Linked DNA regions of Homo sapiens: all the other regions are linked to region 2. A link is an interaction called in ENCODE POLR2A ChIA-PET data of the cell type or tissue named here. Cell type or tissue: MCF 10A. All regions are shown on one strand.

Region 1 (8,000 bases), 100 kb before region 2:
TTACACCACGTTCCATTTCCTCACTTTCTATTGGCACCCTAATCCCATTATATTTGGTTGGATTTCTATAGTAATGCTAAAGTTTCCCTAAGTAACTTGGAATTCTGATCTTTTCTTTCAAGTATCCTATATAGGTTATAGTCTGAGTTTTAACATTAAATGTAACCATGCCTCTCCTTAACATTCTGATATTGTCCTTAGTATCTACATTATTTTATATATTGATACGAATTAAAACAAGGATGGCAGAGTGCATCAGAGTGCTGGAAGTCAAATAAAAAGAAATAAACTCCTGCTATCAAGGGCTTACCCACTATTATGGGAAAAATAAAAGTACCTATTAACAAGATGCCACATAACAACCATCAGAAGTACAAAACACGTGAAGGATCTGTATTAAAATTAGGGAAGTTGGGAGGTAATGGACAGTGTCAACTAGACCATGAAGAATGGATTAGGCTGGGCACGGTGGCTCATGCCTATAATACCAGCACTTTGGGAGGCTGAGGCAGGTGGATCACCTGAGGTCAGGAGTTCAAGACCAGCCTGGCCAACAGAGTGAAACCCCATCTCTACTAAAAATACAAAAATTAGCCAGGTATGGTGGCACACGCCTATAGTCCAAACTACTCGGGAGGCTGAGGCAAGAGAATTGCTTGAACCTGGGAGGCAGAGGTTGCAGTGAGCCGAGATCATGCCACTGCACTTCAGCCTGGGCAACAGAAAAAGATCCCATCTCAAAAAAAAGAGAATGGATTCCATTTGGGTTCATAGCTGGGACGGGGTGCATGCCTGAGAAACGGCAGCACTTTAGTTTGGCTAGAATGTGGTGTAGTGATAGGGTAACAGGCAGGTAATGGAATTGCTAACACACAGCAGTGTGACTGCTAACATATGCCAAGCTGATATTTATGTCAAATTTCGGTGGGAGTGACTCCTAAAAAGCAAGAAAACAAACAGTCGACTCTCTGTATCTGCGGGCTCCATATCCGTGGATTCAACCGACTACAGACCTAAAATATTGGAAAAAATTTAAAAATAACAATACAACAATAAAAAATAATACAAGTAAAAATATGTGATAAGAATTACTTACAGAGCATTTACATTGTAATATGTAGTATGAGTAATTAGAGATGATTTATACAGGAGGATACATGTAGGTTCTGTGCAAATACTACATCATTTTATACAAAGGACTTAGGCATCCACAGATTTTGGTATCTAGGAAATCCTAGGACAAATCTTCTGCAGATACCGTGAAATGACTAATTCTTAGGTTTACTTCAAAGAAATCTTCCAGGATCAGCAAGGCCTACAGAGGTAAAAGAATCACTACTTTCCCATAAGTTAGAACTTAAAGGTCATCTGCTCCAGTTGTCTAATGAAGTAACCCTCTTAGTAATATTCTAAGAAACAGGCATCCTACTGACTGAACACTTCCAGTGACAGATGAACACCAGGGAAACAGTGATGCATTGTTGGAAATTTGGAAATGATCAACCTACTAAATGGGTGTCAGCAGAGACATGTCAAGTCATCCTAAAGTGAAAGACCCTTTCAGGCCATGAGGATGGAGAATAACTTGATAGAAAGTTTTAACATATTTAATAAAATTGTGTGAGTATTCAGAGGTAGTCACGGACAGTCAGTTACAAAGACTTAGAGAAAAGTTAAAGAGATGATAAGCCCTAACAGGGGAGGGGTGAAAATGGGAGGCGTAACAACTTCTCCAGTAAGGTGGGCCTCCTGTTGAAGGGTAGGTAAATCGATTATCAGCTGAATGTGGTATCAGAACATATTCAAATCCTATTACTAACTGCTCTTGCTCTGAATTCACATTCATAAAGCAATCTTTTATAAGTTTGTTTCCCATACACCTTATCTAAAAATAGAAAACTTAGAGATTAGCAATATGGTTTAATTATTTAGTCTCAATCAAATTATATGTGATTTAGCATCCCTGAGAGTCCATTCAACTCTGAACTCTTAAGATTAAATTTCCAAATGCATAAATCAGAAGCCACTTCAACAGGGACCTGTTTGGGCAGCTACCAGCATTCCCTAGAGTGTGCCTTCACTATATTCTTGGGAGCCTCAAATCTCCTAAAGTAGGAAACTATTTTTCAAAATAGCCTATTCTACTTCTACTATGTCAAATTACTAGAGTTGACCTACGTAACTTGTGGTGCAAGTCTTGATCTTGCTTGCTGTATCTATTTCAGCTCAGATTTTTATCTCCTTATTTCTAAATACCGTCTCACCCCAAATTCTAGTTTTTCTCTTTGCTTGAAGATTCAGCGGGGTGTCCTTAATCTGACTGTCACTCTACTTAACACCTTACTATCTTTGAGCAGAAAGGTTTTTTTAAAAGGGCTCCTTTAAGAGCATTCGATAAGTGGTAATTAACAACACTGTAACTGGTCCATTCTTCCATGCCTGTTGACTGAAGCAGTGTTTGTGTAACAAATACATTTCATGCAACAAAGCTTAGAACCTAGGGGAGATCAGAGACAACAGGCTTCAATCTGTATTCTGAGTTCTCCAGGTAGAACTCTTCCCATGTAACAGCCTATAATCATCACTAAAAGTCCCAGACAAAATAATCCGAGATTTTCTGAATACTGCTTATCAGCTAAATATGACCTTCAAGAGACAAGAATCGTTCTGCATGTAAACAAATATAAACCTGGTGATGACTGATGCAATATACCAATCTACATCAGAGCAACATTCTGGCAGCCTGAGACATTTATTAACAAAATACACAGAAGGTCATTGCTGAACTGAGCTGAGATGTAGTGGTCCAACAGTGAGCCCAGAGATGAAGAAAATAAATTAGAACATCAACATGTTTTCCAGGAGATAAAAAATCATGGGCTATGAAGCATGAGAGTATAGACCCTGTTAAGAGCCTATAGAAAGGTATATAAAATTTGAGACAGATGAGGCAGACCACATAGTTTATTATAATTCTTTTGCAATGAATGAATGTAATAACTGTGGAGTTTCAGAAGTTGTAAGCTGAGTACAATCTGACTCATACATTACAATAGCTGACACCTATGGAGCATTTCCTGTGTCTCAACACTGGCTCATCACTTTACATACATTAACTCATTTAGTCCATAGCAGAAATACTGTTATTCCAGTGTGTCACTAAGAAAGTAAGGAACAGAGAGGTTAAGTAACTTGGTTATATAGCTGAGAAGCAGTGAAGCCAAAATTCAAACGAGGCAATCTGGCTGCAAAGCCTATGAATTCAATCATGACATAGGAATATAAATTCTCAAAATCACATAGATGTACATGCCTGCACATTTCGATAATGTTACATATAAATAAACACCTATTACTAGACATATGCCTAGGCCTTTGTATACAGTAAATGTTCTAACATATTTAGTAGTAGTTGATCTGAGTATGGAAGCAACTTTAAGATCACAATCAAGACACCTGCATTCTAGGCTGGCTTCTGATACTGAATGACTGTGTGACTTGGGGCGTCAGCTTATCTATTGATAAAATGTCAAAATGTGGAAGTAAAAGGGACAGATGGAATGATCTAGTCTCTTCAAGTCTAACATTCTGACTTAAATCTAATTTAACTGGTATAGGGTGGGGCTCAGGCATGGGTGCTTCTTAGAAGCTTCCCAGCTTCCAAGGTGAGTCTAATATGTAGCCAGGATTCTCTGAGTAACTGTCAGAGGGTTTTCCACAACAGCTGTTTCATTTTACATTCCCCTCAGAAGGGTTTGTGGGTTCTAACTTCTCTACACCCTTGCCAACACTTGTTATTGTCTAATAACAAGTGAGTGGTTCTGTGGCAAGCTAAACTGTAGCCTAGTTGCCTTGGAGTCTGAAAACCCTGGAGCTAAATTTCAGCTCTATCATGTATGAGCTGTGTGGTCTTCCAGGTCTCTCAATTAAGTGTGTTCTTTATATGTAAAATAAAACCAGTATCCACTTAACACAGTTACAAGGACCAAACTCCCATGTAAAGTACATGCTAGGCGCATGGTTTTCCTCAATAAATGTTAGCTGCTAGAAATTGTACCTACATTAAAACAATTTTTTTTGGCCGGGTGTGGTGGCTCACGCCTGTAATCTCAGCACTTTGGGAGGTCAAGGCGGGCGGATCACAAGGTCGAGTTCAAGACCAGCCTGACCAACACGGTGAAACCCCGTCTCTGCTAAAGATATGAAAATTAGCCAGGTATGGTGGTGTGTGCCTGTAATCCCAGCTACCCAGGAGGCTGAAGCAGGAGAATTGCTCGAACCCGGGAGGCAGAGGTTGCAGTGAGCCGAGATCACCCATTGCACTCCAGCCTGGGTGACAGGACAAGACTTTGTCTCAAAGAAAAAAAATTTTTTTAAGGATATGCAGAACTGAACTCGGATACACAGAACATCAGCCTGAACAATCAATTGCTGGAAAACAGATCCACAGACTGACAGCAATAGCACTCTCTCTTTTATGAGAGAAGAGGCTGAAACAACCCTGTGTAGGACACTGACCACAAATCAAAGAGAATCTAGAGAATAGAGCGTTGGAAAAGTGTTAGAACACATGTCATCCTGCATAGTCAGGTCAGGCCACAACTGGCAAAAGAATCTAAATCCAAAGACCAAGATATACTGAGATGACCACAAGCTGTTAGTAAGCCTTGTTCTGCAAGCTTCCAAATAAATCTCTTAAGTCACCCTGCTATTTTAAAAAATAAATTGCCATGTTGACAGAAATTGAACATCACTTCTCTTTTCCACTTACAGGATATGGAATCTGGCGTACCATCTTTAGACTCACAATCACCACATTTGCAGAACAAATCTGAATTTGATGGGGGCAATTCTTGTGTTTCTATTTTCTGTCCATTCACAGATTTCTGTGTCAGAGATCACAGAAGACACCACTACACTACTATTCTTTTTCAAAACTACTGCCTTTGGGCATTAGCCATCATTCATCATATCATCTCTATACACTCCCTAAATGAGATTTCAACAGTTGGACTGGTTTAATCAAATGGGCCCCAAAATATGTACTGTATTCTCCATTCAAATATGGAAGTCAATAGTCACTTGAAGTCAACAGGAAACATATTTTTGAGTTATTTGTCCAGTAGTGAGAATGAATGGCAATGATCTCTTAACTGTAAAATGAAAGTATCACCTCTCAACCCTCGAAAGGCTGTGGGGAGGATGCGCGGAGATGACGTAGGCAGAAAGCAGTGCATTCTTCCTAAGGCAGTACTCCTCAGTACTCAGCACTCAGGTAAGAATGCAAGGACTCCAGTTTAGGTCCTGGTCTTTTACCACCTCCCCCCTGTGCTATTGAGCAAGGTTCTCAGCCTTTCCAAACAGTACAAATCTGGGGAATGAGGATAATGAGACTTGCATTGACTAGATCATAAGGGTTTTTTTTAAAAAAAAATAAACTTTTTTATTTTGGAGTAATTTTAGATTCAGAGAAAAATATAGGAGTGTTCCCATATACCCCTCACCCATTGTTAACATCTTATGTTACTATATATAGTACATTACTATTAACTAAGCTCCAGACTTTGGATTTCACCATTTTCTCCACTAATGTCCTCTCTGCATTTCAGGATCCAACCCAAGGTGCCACACTGCATTTAGTTGTCATGTCTCTTTAGTCTACTCTGGTCTCATATTCACAGGGTTTTTATAAGAATCAAATAAATACAAGAACACTTTGTACAGTGAAAAGTACCATGAGAATACACTTTACTATTCTTATGCATTAAATGAGTACATCCATGTAAAGCACCAGGAAAACTGCCTGTCACATATTAAGCTCCAAATATTGATTTCAGCACTATCATTATAAATATTTCTACCTATCCTACATTGTGATCAATTCTATACGTCTACAACAGATGTCTGGGGTTCAAAATTCCTTCTATGACCACAGATTTTATTTTCAGTGTAGGAAGTCAGCTTTATAGAATCAGCCCTTGACCAGATTTTTGTAAACACCTGGCTCAATCTGGGAGAGCAGGAAACAGAAGAAGAGGCAGAGTGAAGGCAGAGGTATTAATGGAACCTCAGGACCCACTTAGGTTTCCCTTCATCATCGAACATCAATCTCACACCTCAGAGCTATACAGTCAAAGAAGTGAAGAACTCTGCCAAATTTGGCAAACCATGAAATTCAGTAAGGGACATTCCATAGAGATCAGCAAAATAACAAATACCCACACATTTCCTGTTAAACAATCTGCACACCGCTTCCAGGCATCGTCAGGAGGTTGGAGCGACCTGGGGTGGAAGGAGGCAGGGAAGGGATGCTTTTCTTTATCCCTCAGTGGACCAGCTGGTTAACTCTGCCCCTTTCTTGTCTTTCCTGCTGTCCTAGATTTAGCAAGGTGTTTATGAAGGTCTGCTCAAGGGCCAATTCTATAAAGCATGACCAGGACCCATTCTACTCACACCACTCATCCTAAGGATATCAGGAGATAGTGGAATAAATTCCAAGTCCCTTTCGAATAGTAAAATAAAGAACATGTTCTGGCACTTAACCTAGACTGAAAGCCATGAAACAGCCTACCTCTCATAGCATAAAATTTTACCAGAAAGTGGTAACAAGAAGGTTTTCTAACCCAAGAGCAAGGGAGAATACTAAGAGATTTCAGTACAGAGGCCAAAAACATGTCCACTTAAGGGTATGTTTGTTAAACCCATTAAAATTATGTAATGTTAGCCAACAAAGACAGACGAGAACTGGTGTGAGGGGGGACAGGGGAGGATAAAGGGGCAGAGAGTTGGGTAGAGGCATAAGAAACAGTGTATTCCTTCCATCTTGTAGGATTAACTTCAGAAAAACCATACTAACAAAAATCCAGAAAATTTATTTTTGAGTCTTTCTGTGAGGCCACTTATGGATAATGCTTCTCGGTCAAAGTCAGATTTTCAGAGAGGTCAGGATATAAGCATATTAACAAACAAAATCAGACAACTTTTTTAAAAATCCTTTTTGGGGCCAGTTACAGACAATGCTTCTTGGCCAAATTCATATTTTAAAAAGGCTGGAGTGGCCGGGCACGGTGGCTCATGCCTGTAATCCCAGCACTTTGGGAGGCTGAGGTGGGTGGATCACGAGATCAAGAAATCAAGACCATCCTGGCCAACATGGTGAAACCCTGTCTCTACTAAAAATACAAAAATTAGCCGGGCGTGGTGGCAGGCGCCTGTAGTCCCAGCTACTCAGGAGGCCGAGGCAGGAGAATCACTTGAACCCGGGAGGCGGAGGTTGCAGTGAGCCGAGATCGTGCCACTGCACTCCAGCCTGGCAACAGAGTGAGACTCCGTCTCAAAAAAAGAAAAAAAAGGCTGGAGTTTGTTGGTATACTATTTTGAGTCAAAATTAAAAACAGTATACACTGTGGCAGATGCTGCTGGTTGCATTCTATTTTGTTTAGAATAGCAATATGCACCCCCAAAATTTCATTTCCCAACCCCACTTGAAGCTAAATGTGGCCATATGACATATCCTGGCTAATAAGATGTAAGAAGTTATTATCTACATACAAAAAAATAAAGTTAGATCCCTTCCTCAAAACAGACAAAAAATGAATCACACACATGAATGTATGAGCTAAAACTATAAAACTCTTAAAAGAAATTTAGAAGTAAATCTTCATGACCTTAGGCAAAGCCCTCTTAGATATGACAACAAAAGCACAAGCAACGAAAGTTAAACTGAATGCCCCCAAAATGAAGAACGTTAGTACTTCAATAGATATTATCAAGAAAGTGAAAAGACAACCCACAGAATAGGGCAATAAATATTCATAAATCACACACCTGATAAGGGACTAGTATGTGGAATATATACAAATTCTTACAACTCAATAACAAAAAGATAAATAATTGAATTAAAAATAGGCCAAGAATTCAAATAAGTATCCAAAGAAGATATCTACAAATGGCCACTAAGTATAAGGAAAGATGCTGACCGTCATTATTCATTAGGGAAA
Region 2 (8,000 bases):
TACATACATACAATTCCTACACATTAAATGTAGTCTAATTGTGAAAACAGGAAAAAATGTACTTCAAAATTACGTACTAAATAAAATAAATAAAAAGTAATTATTTGGCACAGTATCTATTATGTAGCAAATAAATAACTCCATACCATTGATTGAATGAACTATTTACAATCTTTGAAAGTGCAAAACAATTACTGAAAATTAAGATATTTGTAATAACATTTAAGTCCAGAAAATATGTTTTCATCAGGTACAATAAATTTGTAGCCAATAGTAAAGGTTTTTAATGCCCAGGAAAATATTTCAATTTTGAAAAATGTTTTATGCATATTGTGCTCTTCTGAAATGTTATTTTCTACTTTAACGCTGGCAAATTTAAGAATCTTGGCATTTCTTAGTGGAATTCTTATGTATATAATCCTGATTTGTAAATTTTGAAAAGTTACATTGTAAACATAAATATTATTCTATATACATTCAGAAATTACAGACCAGTCCTCCCTAAATTACATAAACAGCCATAATGTTTCATAATAATGTGGTCAGGTTCTATTCCTTCAGAGGTAAGACAATGAAGATGGAAGAATACAACCTATAATTTGGACTTCTATAGATTCCTCAACACCTTCCCGAAACCCCAGGCTCCAAATCAAGATGTTGAGTTAAAATTTTATCCAAATCTATCCCATTTGTAGCACATCTCATCCCATAAACACTCTTAGAAAAAAATGTCAGGGGCTTGCTAGTTCTCTTGACAAGGCTATTTCTACCAAACTCTTCACGTGGGCCTTATTCAACACTTCAGCAAAGAAGATGGCACAAGTGGAAATGAAACAGGGTAGCCACAAACTGGGGATTCCTAAGCTAGAGTGTGTAAGCTTTAGGCATGTCAAATAATTCCTTCTCTTGCTAGGTAGCTGGTAAGCTGAATGCAGCCCTGAGGTGTCTCAGGATGTGTTTTTGCTTGTTTTGTAGAATTCTCTAGTGGCAATACAGTCAGTAGTAGCATAAATGGCATTTTTGAAAGATTGTGGACTGGAGACAAACTGTTGCTTTGGGCATTTGAAATGTCTATGGTCGACGAGGCTCTAATCTGTGTGACATCTGTGATAAAGTTCTCTGGTTGTCAATCACATTTAATTGCCGTACATAACTCCGGACATCCTGATGGTTCTTATTAGCTTGAGCTGCATCAGGATCTGTTGAAAGAGGAAAGGGCAGAATTGGCATTGTGTAATATATGTATATAAGATACAATCTTACTTCTCCAATTATTTATTACATTTATCATAGGTTCCTGGGTTCCCTCAAGACCTTTCAACACACCACAATCATTGAAACGTTTCCACTTGGTTGTTCCATCTCCTCCTTCCTACCCTCCAATTTTCTTTTCTTCCCTGGAATCACCTCTTTTGATCATTCTCCTTTGAATTGCACGTTGTAAAAAAAAAATGGCACCAAATTAAAAGGGAAGCATGTGTCTGATAGCCCCTGGGTATAGATTAAAATTGTTTCCCTTTCCAGAGGTCTCTGTGTCTCACACTCTGTGTCTCTGCCTCCTTTGATCCAGATGAAGACTAATGTCAAAAGACAGTTTTTATTAGCCCCTCACAAAAGCGCTTAACATCTGGGCCAAACTGAAGCAAGCCAGTGAGACTACAGAGTCCTGACTCCCCTCTTTACTTGCACACAGTATACAGCATTACTATACCGACTGTATGTTCTTAGAGACTGTCCATATTCAGAAAAAACCCAACTCACAGGCTGAAGTTATGACTTCTGCTAGACGTTTGATTCTTTAATGCTATCTGCTCTGAAAACTCAGCTACCATTCTATTCTGATGCACATCCCAAGCATGTGAGCAACTGAGGTTAACCAATTTAATGAAGATCAGGGCTGAATGATGAGCCAATGCACTCAGCCCTCGCAGGGAACATACATGAATAAGGAAAGCCAGACCAGAAGGTGGTGAACTGGAAACACAGGTCCCTCTGGAAGTGATGACCTGGCTTCTGCATGTTGCTGCCACGGGGAATCTGTGCCTAGAGTTGCCAGATCTTCCTTTTTTTTTTTTTTTTTTGTTAAGAAATGGGAAATCTGGATTTCTTCTTCGTGAATTCTCCCAATTTTAAAATGGTGACATTATTTCAAAATAAAAGGGAAAAAAATGCTCTCTTTAGACCCAACACCTCTGTGGGCCACCTCCATTTCAAGCATCACTGGGTAGGGCCTCTGGTCTAAGGGGACACCCGGAGTGGCAGAGCCAGACCCTGGCTCCTGACCGGGGTTTCCACCACAGTACACTGCCTTCTGCAGTCTGGTTGCTCCTGCTAGATCCACACAGCACTCCCAAAGACAATTAGAATGCCATCTGCACAAGGGGTGAAGGGGAGTGTTGCAGGTCTGAAGGCAGAAAAGCAGAGAGAAGACATACATGCCCCTGCCCCCTGTGAGAAGAAACTCATCAGTATAATTATCACATAGAAATAATACCACAGCGAACTGCAGAGCACATTGTGTTTAATTTCCTCTGCTTCTCACTGGCAGTGTACTCTACACGTACAATATACTGTAATTACATTGTACACATTCCCACAGTGTTTGTGAATCTATTCCTATAGCTTTATCTATAGATTGTTGACTTCAGAGCTGAGCAGCTGTTGTTTACCAGCAGTTACTGATAACTTCAACAAATGCAGTGGAGTTTTTTCTTTTTAAATACATTTTCCCCTTGGCTTCTCTAGGAGGTGACATAGAAGAATGCAAGATTTACTTCCAAAGAAGCTCATAAAACAAAGCATATTATTTTATGGTTCTTGAGCCTCACTGAAAACCTTCTTAAGGCTATAAACCCCCTCAGGCACACACGATTTGGCATATAATTTCAGGGTCCCCTTTTATCCCCGCTGCTGGATTTGGGATTATAAACTCCGGTTGTAACTGGTGTCACTTATCTATTCTTGTTTCCACTTGTACAACTGCTTTATGATCACATCTTTAAACACAACGTAAATTAATAGATGAAAACACATGAGACACTTTAATTCTGGCTGAATCCACATAAGAATAGTTGATGATATTGCAAGACTATTCACATTTTGGAAGTCAGAGAAGGCACAGTCATTTGAATCAGTTGCTCCCCAAATCAATGTCATTTTTCTTATATTTTTCCTCCCTATTCATTAAAAAATGAACATTTAGTAGTTCTGGTGTCCCATGTTAGCAAATCTGGCCATGAGCCAGTCCTGCTCTAGGAAGAACAAACAACTCTGACTAATAAAACAAGAACATCATAGTCTCTTAGCACTCGGTTTATTGGAGGAGACGGTACTGGTAGCCTCAGATTCATGTCTATGTCATAGTATCATATTGAGTTAATGAGATAAATTTCTTCAAGTGAGTCATACAATGAGCTTAGCAAAAACCTTTAGTGTTCACCTTCTCATTTCCAGACCAGATTGAGGGAGCCAAAGCTCCACCCCCACCACCAAAGTCCCAGCCCAGAAGAAACAGTAGCACTGGTCTAGTATGACCATCTGGTGCTATGATGCAACTTAACTCCCAACAGACTAAAATTGTTATTTATTATTAGTAATTTTTTTATATTAAAGTATTATACCAGTTCTTGTGATAGATGTTCAGATTTTAAAAGAGCACCTCAAATTCATGTGGGAATACTAGAAATATAATATGAAATCCTGTTTTTGGACCTTTTACGAATGTGCTATAAACATTAATGCATTCTTGCAACACCCTGAAAGACAATAAATATTATCTTTCCTGGTTTATAATTGACTGAACTGAGTCATCAAGGGCTGATGTGAGTTTCTCAACATGGAGCAATGAGTCATAAAGAGAGTTGGTTTGAGGCAGGATTTGTTGGCAGTCGTACTTTAGTTGTCTCCAGCTGCACTGGATAGAGCAAATTAAATCTCTTTAAATTCATTCACAAAATAATATTCCTATGGTGATTTTCTAGTTTCACAACAATGTAAATATGTTCTAGTTTAAAACAGCAAAAAAAATCTTTAAACTCAAGGCCCCTATCTCATGGAATTCATGGTCCAAAGTGTCTCTGACACAGTCAGATATTTCCCAGGCTCCAAGGGTGTCTCAATGGCCTCATTAAGAAGACCTTAATCACCAACATCTACATTGTAAGAGGTGGCAGCACTTAACTTACTGAAGGGTTGGCTCCTGTAGTATCTCACTGTTCTGGCCGTATTTGCAATCATGCGCTAAAAGGAATATAGAAAAAAGAAAGATAGAAATTCAAGTAAGCGTAGAGTACAATCCAAAAAGGAAAACAAACCATTTCTGCAATACTTGGTACCATGAGAAGTGACATGTTCTGAGATGTTGACTATCTGAAGGCAACTAGCTGATGTATAACTTGTTTAATTATTTCAAAGGGGTACCCACATACATACAAGGCATTTTCAGGTAAGGAATATTAATGGCATAACTCTCATAATTGTTGGCATATTCCCCATGATGTAAAAAACATCTATCATGCCTGAGACTGTACATTAGTGCTTTTTCACCATCCTTTCTTGAGGTTGCCATGAATTTGTAAGAGAATCTGTAACTATCCTAGATGTGGAGAAGGGTTAGCTTATCAAGTTCCTCACAGTAAATAAGACTCACTAATGAGGTATGAGATTTTATTGGCTGAACAGCAAGTCAAAATATTCTACCTTCACATTTTTGCTACACACTCTGTATTACTGACCTCTCTAATCTTCCAGCAAAAGTTTGCATTTTAATGTTAATCCTGATGATTTGATTCCCTCCTTCCCTCCCTTCTTCCTCCTTTCTGATTATAACACTAACATATACACATCTTAGAAATTCAGAAAACAGGCCAGGTGCAGTGGCTCACGCCTGTAATCCCAGCACTTTGGGAGGCCGAGGCGGGTGGATCACGAGGTCAGGAGATCGAGACCATCCTGGCTAACACGGTGAAACCCCCTCTCTACTAAAAATACAAAAAATTAGCCGGGCGTGGTGGCAGGCGCCTGTAGTCCCAGCTACTTGGGAGGCTGAGGCAGGAGAATGGCGTGAACCTGGGAGGTGGAGCTTGCAGTGAGCCGAGATCGCGCCACTGCACTCCAGCCTGGGCGACAGAGTGAGACTCCGTCTCAAGAAAAAAAAAAAAAGAAATTCAGAAAATACAGAAAATGTTAAGAGCAAAGTAAAAATCACTTAGAATATTACTTCACAGAGTAATCTTGTTAATATTTCGGCATATAGCCTTCTTATATTTAAAAATATATAAAAACATGTTTTTAAAAGATTTGAATTCATATAGTACATACATATTTTATTTTGATTTGAAATTTTTCACATTGCATTGTGACTATTTTCCATGCCATTTGCATTTTAAAACATTTTTTAAAAAGCATGTATTCAACCAAATGGACAGATTATAATTGATTTGACCTTTTAAAATTTGGTCACTAAGTGATCATCTTAACTTCTTTGTAAAGTTTTGGTTGCAATAAAGACTTAAAAGGGAATCTTTTGTGCTGAGCTCAATTAAAAACAAAAGAAAAGAGAAAAGAAAATGGACAGAAACAGAGACTCCTATCCCCTGGGGAAAAACACTGATGAGACCTACGCTCCATTTCTTAGCCAGAATGTCACGGTATTTGAACAATAGCTGGCACTCCTGGTCACTATGTATGTTTCAGGACACTTTACTGCTCAGGCTCTAAAGGGGGTCCTGTGGAGATAATAGATTAATTACAACACTAGCAGAAAATTGATAAGGCTCCACCCAGGGAAAGAGACTCCCCGATCTCTGAGCAGCTATGTAATTCTAGTCAACCCTTTCTTCTCTCACGGACCCTTGGCTTGCCAAAGTATAAGAAAATGACTTTGAGAAAGCTTACATAGTGTAAAAAAAAATCATAGATGAGTCAAGGCCTTACAAATATATTATCTGCAAGCATCATAATACCTCACTGAATACTACTGCTTTGAGGACTCTAGCAAGCCTGAAGTGACATGTACCTGCATTGGATAATTTCGCACACAAAGAGGCAATTGGAAAAGTTAGAACTTCACTTCATCAAAGATCGTGAAAACTGACACATCCATCTGTTGATCAGCATGAGAAACATATCACAAATCCCTCCCAGAAAATGTAACGTACAATGTATAATTAGCCCTTGATATATGGAGCCGTGAAATAAATAGTAACTATGATAACTTCCCTGCTAATTTACTTTTAAGTTGTTTTTTCACTTCTCTAAAGGCTTTGCATCTGAAGGGCACAAGTATATTCCATGTAGAATTATTGTAATTCTTCAGATATTGAATGGAGTGTAATTACCGAAAACCCTGGGAAATGCTGCCAGTATGCCCCTCTGAAGAATAATAAAACAATTAGCAGGGGTCAGAAACCTCTTCCTATACCATTTTGTAGGGAGTAATTGTTCTGCTTTTTAGTTTTGAAAGCTAAAACATTTCATTCTGACTTTGGTTTTATGCTACTCTTTAAAGCTATACTCTGAGACTTCATAATTTTTAGCTCATGTAGTTTAAAATGTGAGAACAATTGTTTAAATCAGTAATTTCCAGCCCTGAAGTTCATTCTACCTTTCTAAATCTTTGATTAATTTTAACAATGGTTTTAATTTTGACGTATCCTTTTTAATTGTTCTCAAAGATAACTTCAGTTTAACTTCGAAATCCAAATCTGGCTTCACAGCGAGGTCCATTCTTTTCCTTTGTGAGGTCCGGACAATAATGTTTAATGGTGTGAACCCACAGTGATGATGTGTGAATCTAACTAGCATTCCCGGTCAATGCATAGTTACAAATGCTTTCACAAGGCCAAAGAAGGGTTAACTTAATATTTTAACTTCACCTCCTTTTGCACCCATTAACACATGTAATATTAAGCAGTTACTGACAACTACACCCAACTACAAGGCACTCTCCTGAGTTGCTGAAAGAGACTTCAGGAGTCACCTCCTTGAACCATCTCCAGAGTGCATAATGCTTTTTCTACAGCCTGCCTATAAACAGTGGCTCTCCCACTGTTTGAATGCATCCAGCAATGAGTAACTCATTACCTCCAAAAATAGCCTGTTTCATTGTTAGACATCTCTGATTATTAAAACTTATCATTTTGAGTTAAAGTCTTTCTCCTTTTACTTTTCGCTCATTTATCCTTGGAGCTCATAATGCATTTGCATAAGACTCCCACGGGCACCATGACAGTTTACAAATGCCACGGCAATGACCCAACAGCAAACATGTTTAATTTCTTTTTAACAGGACAAGTCTTCAAATACTTGGATATAACTGTTATGGATATCTTCACACCCCCAGATCTTTTCTTGTTCAGCCTAAATATTCTCAATTTCTTCAACAATTCTTCATAAGACAGTTTTGGTTCTCTTCCAAACCGTCTCTAGTATGGTGCCCTAGACTAAACAAATTGTAAAGTGCAGAGAAATTATGATCTTTCTTCTTTCCTTGATCTAGATGATGCTATACTGGGCCTACAGTTAAAAAGAAGTCATGCCACTGACATCTGTTGAAGTATTCATGAATTAAACCTCTCAGCCTCCTTTGCTGAGCTGCTGTGGATGCAGCTTTCTGCTCTGTGCACGTACAGTTGATTTCTTGGACCAGAGTGGAGGATTTTAAAAACTAAAACCATCTAGTTAGAGTCTATCTTTCCACAAACTTCAGCCTATGTTATTTTTGACGGTAGACAGCTGTTTATTCATTGGTGCTCGCAGTCTAGCCTGGCAGAAACAAAGGTTAAAGAGATATAGGGTTCATTATCCAACTGCTGCAGCAGGGGTGAAACCAAAAATTACACCCTACGCTTCATGGTCCTGCCAGAGCAGGTTGGCCTGCCTGGAGCTGGCCAGGCAACTTTCTATAACGCCAGGCCGGAGTGGGGGAGTGTCTGATTACTCCAAAGCACAGATTCTCATCTTTTTTTCCCCAGTAGCCAGCCTGAGGTTTATGACACATT
Region 3 (8,000 bases), 82 kb before region 2:
AAACTTTTTTTCAATATTTTTATTTCAGGACCAGATAAACTTTGCCATCCAATTAGTAATACATCCTCTTTGCTTCTATCAGAATTATAACCCCTAGTATATTTTGTAGCCAAAATGTATCGAACACTTACTATATGCCAAGCATTGTCCTGAGGCAGGTCCTGTTATCCTCACTTTAGAAATGAGGAGACTAAGGCACAAATATGTTAAAGAACTTGCCTGAGGACTAAGCTAGTCACGTGGCTGAGCTAGGGATTTCAACATGGGTCTGACGCCCGAATCCACACTTTAAACCACTTCCTCTGTTCTGAAGATATTCACAAGTTTCTTTCTCCCAGTTTGACTGTAAGATCCCTGTGGGTCTCCAACTTCCAGCACAGTTCTGGCATATATTAAGCATAATAAGGATGGAAAGGGCTCTGTAGCCTAAATAAAATAAAAGTAAAAAGAGCATCATAGCTGCCTGGAAATATCTGAAGGCTGCCACATGGAGGAAGTATCAGTTCCAATGTATGTAGCTCCAGAGGACAGTACTAAAACCAATGGGCAGCGTTAAAGTAAAGCAACCTCTAACTAAGACCAACTAAGTCAGCAGTAATGGGCTGGGGGCAGTGGCTCACGCCTGTAATCCCAGCACTTTGGGAGGAGGACAAAACGGGCGGATTACTTGAGGTCAGGAGTTTAAGATCAGCCTGGCCAACATGGCGAAACCCCGTCTCTGCAAAAAAAAAAAAAAAAAAATATATATATATATATATATATATATATATATATATGTATAGAGACACACACACACACACACAATTTAGCCAGGAGTGGTGGCATGCGCCTGTGGTTCTAGCTACTAGAGAGGGTGAGCTGGAGAACTGCTTGAACCTGGGAGTTGGAGGTTGCAGTAAGCCAGTAAGCCAAAATCACGCCACGGCACTCCAGTCTGGAGGACAGAGCGAGATTCTGTCTCAAAAAAAAAAAAAAAGATAGCTATTGAAAACAAGGAGGGTGTCTTAATATAAGATTCCTACCACCAGAGGTATTTAAAATATGCAGATTACCAGATGATGTAGAAAATAATCCCATACTGAGAATCTCTGGTTAGGGTCAATCAGTGGTTCTCAAACCCCAGTCCACTGACCTGCTACATCAGGCATGAATGTTTTTGTTTTTTGTTTTTTGTTTTTTGAGATGGAATATCGCTCTGTCACCCAGGCTGGAGGGCAGTGGTGTGATCTCGGCTCACTGCAAGCTCCGCCTCCCGGGTTCCCGCCATTCTTCTGCCTCAGCCTCCCAAGTAGCTGGGACTACAGGTGCCCACCACCATGCCCGGCTAATTTTTTGGATTTTTTTTTTTTAGTAGAGATGGGGTTTCACCATGTTAGCCAGGATGGTCTCAATCTCCTGACCTCGTGATCCGCCCGCATGAATGTTTAAAAGAAAAAAATTTAAAATGCACACACACACAGGAGCCTCGGATCTACCCTGGAACTACTGAATCAGAGTCCTTGTTGTGGGCTATGTGTGTTTTAACAAGCCCACCACGTCATTTTGAAGCACAGCCAAAATTAGAAAGGTTGGTCTTGTGAGTTCCTGTTCAACTTAAACATACTATAATGTTATACAGCATACCTTCATATTCTCTGAAGGTATGCTCTTTAACTCTCTGAAGGTATGCTCTCAACTATCTCTTAATTTATGGTTGTATTTAAAATTCTAATGTATGACAGATGCCACAGTCCCTGAATGACTCTCACTCTCTAAATCAAACTCTGGCATCTACTCTCATTTCACTGGGTCCTTTCAGTTACAGTTATTGTGAGAAAGCTTCTTCCAAGAACTTAGTGTTAATTTGGAAACTGTAGTTTCCAAACTGTGCATCGTCTCTACGTGTTACCCAATCTGCTTTCAGATCTTATACACTTTTTATCACCATGGATAAAAACACTGATACAAGCTTCTTTAGGTAAAGGACTCAGATGTTTACATTGCTTTGCTACTAAACTATCTTCTAAAATTTTGGAATTAAATAAAAATACACATTCTTCACCATACTTCCCATTTTAAAATATGTAAAATTTAGGAAACTATTTAGAAAGATGACTCCCTAAATTTTATATATCTCTATCACCAACTTAAGTAGAGAAACATTGAAGGACTGTGTAGGAGTGAGCCACATTTTTAAATCAATAAATACTTTTGAGTACCTACTGTATGTAAAGTACTGTTGAGGGCATGGAAGTGGAAAAGAGAAACGCTCAGGATACATTTCTAACATTTATTTAATACTATGTGCTAGGCACTGTGCTAAACACTTCTTGTGTGTTCTCTTTTAATTCCCTTAACAAGCTACCAAGGTTAACTTCATTTTGCAGATGAAGAAAGAGATTTAGTGGTTGTGTAATGGGCCCTGGGTCACAAAGCTAACAAGTGGTACAGCTGAGATGGATTCAAATTCAACAACCACTTCTGAGCCTGCACTCCTAGTCACTACACTATACTGAACCCATCCCTTTAACACCACACTACATATCTGACAGGGGAGGGGAAAAGCTTACAAAAAGCAACTGAAGACAAATGCTTGGCAGAGGTGGAAAACAGAGAAAAACTTTAACTCTCCTGGGTGGAGGCAAGGAGGGGCTAGGGCTTTGAAGGAAGGGTGTTTTAATGACAAGAAGCGCCTGAGGGGCAGGGAAGGGGTAGAAATGCATTTCAGCTGGAGTCCGAAAAAGCACACTGCTCATTCGGAGAGGATTCTTCCCTCTCTTAAAGCTGATACACAGCCTACATGGGGTGCAAGGGGTGGGGAGTCAGCCGGAGGAGAAGACGAAAGCTTTGTTGAGGGTGACTTTTGTAAAGGGACTAAATGCCATATTAAGGATTAGAAGTTTTCTATAGGTAATGGAGAACCAACAAAAGTTTCTCCATTTTTGTGCAGAAATGACATGATCTGATCTGTTTTTTCTTCTTTTTAAATTTGAGGTCCATATGACAGATGAATCAGAAAGGGGGAATAACCAGAGGCTGAAAGGAGTGATAAGTATGACTTGAATTAAGGGAAGGAGAGATGGGGACAAGAAAGCATCAATTCAAAAATATCTATGATCAACAAAACCTACATGACTGAGAATACAGCTAAACACTCATTTCCTCAGGGAGTTCCCTGACTTTCCATTCCAGGGACCTTGTTTTTGATAAGAGATGAGAATTTATCTGGGGAGAGTTAGGGATGAAATTAGGAATGTCTCTAGAAAATCAAAGAATCAGACACTCAGTCCTGGTTGCAAACCATGAAATCACACCAAACCAGTTAGCTGCCAACCTTGCCTCTGCTTCTATCACATCACATTTATTCTTAAAACTTGCTCCTTTCTGAAATCTTTGCTTTGTCATCAACCCCAAGGCAACCTGAGGTTCACAACACTGAGTGCACCTGAGCAGACCCTTAGAGAACTTGCCTCCTACCATTCCACTGCCATCTTTCTATATTTCTACACATGATTTTCTGAATTTTATTCAGCTTTGATTAAAATACTTTCTTCTGCAAATATCTAATATACCACATAATTTCCTAGCTGAAATAAAGAACCCTGCCTAGCCCTTTGGCTTACAGACAATATAAAATAACTGTTATTAATTGGTACTCATTTTCAAACATGTTTTCATTTGACAATTTCAAAAACAACTACTTGTATATATGACTGGTTTCATGGTTCCTATCTCTGGGCAGTTTATTTTTCACTCCACCTCAAAATGAAATCGTTGAATTCCTAAGCAACTCTTTCCCTATCTCCATCACACTGGGTATCCATGGCAACATGTCCTGAAGAACTGGTACACTGTGGCATTTCATTGTTTAATGGAGCACCTAATGTCAATTACTGTACATGTAACTTTATATGTGTGTATATTACTTAAGCTCCTTTGTATTCTATAAGGCATATATGACAGTCTCTAATTCCCTGGAGACAATGCACTATCCCCTCTAGTGGGTAAAAGCCACAGCAGAAAAACAAAATGAGAGTATGCACAGGATGATTTAAGATCCTTGGGCTGCCTCTGTTGCTGCGATTTTTCACCAAGTTAGCAGACACAGCCAAGGGTTTTTATCGAGGCAGACAAAAACTGTGCAAATGCCATTACTCCATGAGGTAATTACAATCCCTAATAAATAGCATGCACATTGTTTTCAAAGGGGCTGATAGACAAGTCACAATCTGTTCTTAGAAGCATCTTATTTGTTTTAGTCATAGCCACATGTTTCAGTAGAATTTTGATAGATCCTAAAACCTTGTCACATTCTGAATCCTGGTGCAGTTAAAGTTGTTGTTTTGCACTTACATGGCATAAAACAATCATCAGCAAGAATTCCCACTGTCTCACTGCTGGTCTCATTTTATCTACTAGACAGTGTCCTGAGAACAGAATCGCAAAGTCTGTTCCATATAGAACACTTTCACAGCTCAGTGCTCAGCACCGTCCCAGACTGATCACACCCTAGCATGTTGGTTCTCTGTTAACCAGCATACTTTGGACAGGATCCAACACATTCTCATATCATATTTAATTCTGCACTTTAGTGAACGTGCATTTAAAATCTAAAACTGGAAAGATTTCAATCTTTCTATTTTTTAACTCTCATTTTACAGATGAAGACATCAGAGAGGGAAGCAACTAATTCCAGAGTCCAGGATAAAAATATGAGTATCCCTGTCTCCTTGATAGCATAAAAATACTGACATATTCTCATTACCCTTTTTGTTTCTGATTTTTGAGAATAATAAACATTAATGGATATTATCTCAGGGCAGTTCTTCATTAAGCAAATCTATATTGTCTATAAGGTGCTTTATTTAAAAAAATGGACATTTTTCCATGTCAGTAAATATGGGTCTAGACAATTGTTTTCCATACTAGCTTAATTTTCATTGAATGAAAATACCAACATTTATTTGCCCAGTTTTTTACTGTTGAAAATTTAGGTTGTTTCAAATGTTTCATGATAATAAAAACACTTAAGTGAACATCTCTGCACATTCATCAGATGCACTTGTTTGACCATAACCTTAGGATATATTCTGAGTTGTGAAATGCCGAGGTCAAAAGTAAGCACATTTTGACGCATAATGCAATTCTGCACTTTGGAAATATATCAACTTATGTTGCCTCAATTTTAGAGGTTCCTTAAACAAATTTAGAGAGTATTGATTTCCCAAGTCCTTACTAATAGTGAGTATCTGCATTCATTTTTATCTTTATCAACAGTAAATACTCTACCCTTTTGTGAAATGTCTCTTCATGTCCTTTTTCTATTTTTGTAATAGTATGTTTGGCCCCAAGTTCTTGACTCCACTTAAGTGAGCTTCAATTATAATTTCTGATTATGCGTAATTTTAGAAAAGGCAATTCCAACTTGATTTTAATAGGTCAAGTATAGATAAAACATCTGGTAAAGTTTCATTTCTAAATACCTCCATATCGCTTAATGAAAGCACTTATGAAAGCACAAATGCAACAGTTACAAACACAAGACCTATCTAGTCAGACCAGGACTCAGATCCCAGCTCTGCTCCTATTTGCTGCATGATCTCTGGCAATTATTGAATTCTCTATGTCTCAGTTTCTTCAGATGTAAAACAGTGATAATGCTGTTGTATTCATGGATTGTAAGATGCATGTTTCTTTTGGTATCACTGACACTGGGGCTGTATTACAATTGGTGGCATCTTACAGTTTCCATTGGCAGCATTTTTTCTTAGTGGTGCATAATATTTTAAACCAAAGGCATCTTAGATTTGATGAGCTATGATAGTGCTTACCTCACAGGATTGTGGTAAGAATGAAATGAAATAATGCATGCAAGAGCTTAGCATAGTAAATACTCCAAAAAACTGTTAGTAAGTATTCATATAGTGTTACATATTTCTACAACTTTGATTTAAATGTTTAAGATTTCTAAAATTGGCTGGGCGCGGTGGCTCACCAGCACTTTGGGAAGCCGAGGAGGGCAGATCACGAGGTCACGAGATTGAGACCATCCTGGCCAACATGGTGAAACCTTGTCTCTACTAAAAATAAAAAAATAAATCAGCTAGGCCATGGTGGCGGGCACCTGTAATCTCAGCTACTCGGGAGGCTGAGGCAGGACAATCGCTTGAACCCAGGAGGCAGAGGCTGCAGTGAGCCGAGATTGCGCCATTGCACTCTAGCCTGGGCAACAAGAGTAAAACTCTGCCTCAAAAAAAAAAAAAAAAAAAGAAAAGATTTCTAAAATTGATCTGAAGAATGTTTTTGGTTCCTTGAAGGAGCATATTTCATATAAAATAGTTGAAATTTTTAAATTTTAAAATTACCACAGGAAAAACAGGTTCTTATTTAATGTAATTTAAAGGGAATCTAGTTTGAACAGGAAGTGATTATTTTGCACTTTCAGGAAAGAATCAGCTCAACAATGTACTAAAATCATGAGATTAAGCAAAGTCTCCAAACAGCTAAAGGAGAATTAATGCAAAGAACAGCATGGAAACTTTTCATTAAAGTCAATTTAGGCTGGACTCAGTGGCTCAAACCTGTAATCCCAGCACTTTGGGGGCCTGAGGCGAGTGGATCACTTGAGGTCAGAAGTTTGAGACCAGCCTGGCCAACATGGCAAAACCTCCTCTCTACTAAAAATACAAAAATTAGCTGGGCTGGTGGTGCGCGCCTGTAGTCCCAGCTACTCAGGAGGCTGAGGCACGAGAATCACTTGAAACCAGGAGGCAGAGGCTGCAGTGAGCCGACATCATGCCACTGAACTCCAGCCTGAGCAACAGAGCGAGACTCTATCTGAAATAAATAAATAAATAAATAAATAAATAAATAAATAAGTCAACTATAATGTTTTCCATATGCTGCTGTGATTGGATCTTTTACAGATGCATAAACTCAAATCAATGTCATTTCTTGGAAACTGCAATTAGAAAACTATCATTGGAAATACTGGAGAAGGCATGAAGGAGGAGGAGTGTGAGATGAACCTTGTGTCAGAGGAAAATAAATTATTGAAATCATTTCAAGAATTTTCATAATCTTTTGCATCAACATGAAATTGTACTCGGTGTGGAAAGGCTTCAACTGGTATGAGATATGAGAAAAAAATAGGTATGGTTCATTTGACAGAGGGACAGTTGAAATAATGTGTGTGTGCATGGCAGGTACGAAGGTCTAGATTCTATCACTTACTAACTATATGACTTTGGGCATGTATGTTCACTTCTCTCCATCTCTTCACCTGCGTCCTGGCAATAATTCCTAACCCACTGGGGTGTTACCTATGCACACAGGGCACTCAGCCCAATGCCTGACAAATGGGAAGAGTTCAATAAGGGATTGCAGGTATTCTTATTATTGGTTGATATGCATGAATTATGGGGCAGCCTTTATGTCTTACTTTTTTTTTTTTTGTCCTAACATAGGATAAATTTTACTGATGTATTCCCAACCAACATATGCATTTTTGGAGTTAGTACCTTATTTCCAATTCCCACACCCATCTCACTTGAGAATTAGGCAATTTTTTAAAAGGCTTCTCCAAGAAAGAAGAAAGGTTCGGTTTATTTACTGTAAATGTAATATATTTTAACTTTTTCTCCTATCTTATACCAGTTGTTTCCCATATCTTTTTTCTCTGCCAAAAACTCTTCAAAATGAAAACGTGCTTGTTGTAAGCTGGGATCTTAAATTTGAAAGATACTGCTAATTCTAAAGATCGACTTTTTAACAGAATCTTCAAAAAGCAAAATTTCTGTTTCTGAATAAATTATTTATAAAGTTATTTTTCTTCTATCTTTCCTTCATTATGAATAGCAGAGTAAGTCTTAAGAGAAGGGCAGAGCAGTAAATCCTTAATTACATTATTTAAATATTCACAGAATTCTTAAATGAAGAGGAAATGGAGTGGGCCAATGGGAACCAACTTCTGCAGACTTTGCAGTCAGTATCTACACATCCATCTTTTCATTCTTTCTTAG

The links. ChIA-PET counts read pairs that join two places held together with the same protein. Peaks named below come from ENCODE experiments on the same cell type or tissue, not always from the same donor. Only the 100,000 strongest peaks of a DNase experiment are listed, where the experiment ranks them.
Region 1: POLR2A ChIA-PET joins it to region 2 with 12 read pairs; 3 of 35 experiments call an interaction of 5 or more read pairs at or near these places.
Region 3: POLR2A ChIA-PET joins it to region 2 with 17 read pairs; 3 of 35 experiments call an interaction of 5 or more read pairs at or near these places.

The regions. Positions count from the first base shown.
Region 1 is chr2:173,146,941-173,154,940 of GRCh38, reverse strand. All of the region lies in intron 2 of MAP3K20 (mitogen-activated protein kinase kinase kinase 20), which reads right to left. Among named protein-coding and RNA genes, the nearest start is that of MAP3K20, 75 kb to the right of the region's middle. In MCF 10A, no CTCF peak of the experiment used is centred here; DNase peaks (open chromatin) are centred at 2,740, 3,080, 5,320 and 6,240.
Region 2 is chr2:173,044,839-173,052,838 of GRCh38, reverse strand. RAPGEF4 (Rap guanine nucleotide exchange factor 4) reads right to left here. Exons shown (of 31, transcript NM_007023.4): 30 at 4,185-4,239; 31 at 1-1,199. The coding sequence ends at 1,072. Among named protein-coding and RNA genes, the nearest start is that of MAP3K20, 27 kb to the left of the region's middle. In MCF 10A, no CTCF peak of the experiment used is centred here; DNase peaks (open chromatin) are centred at 3,368 and 3,838.
Region 3 is chr2:173,127,170-173,135,169 of GRCh38, reverse strand. The region is part of intron 2 of MAP3K20 (mitogen-activated protein kinase kinase kinase 20); the gene reads right to left. Among named protein-coding and RNA genes, the nearest start is that of MAP3K20, 55 kb to the right of the region's middle. In MCF 10A, no CTCF peak of the experiment used is centred here; a DNase peak (open chromatin) is centred at 259.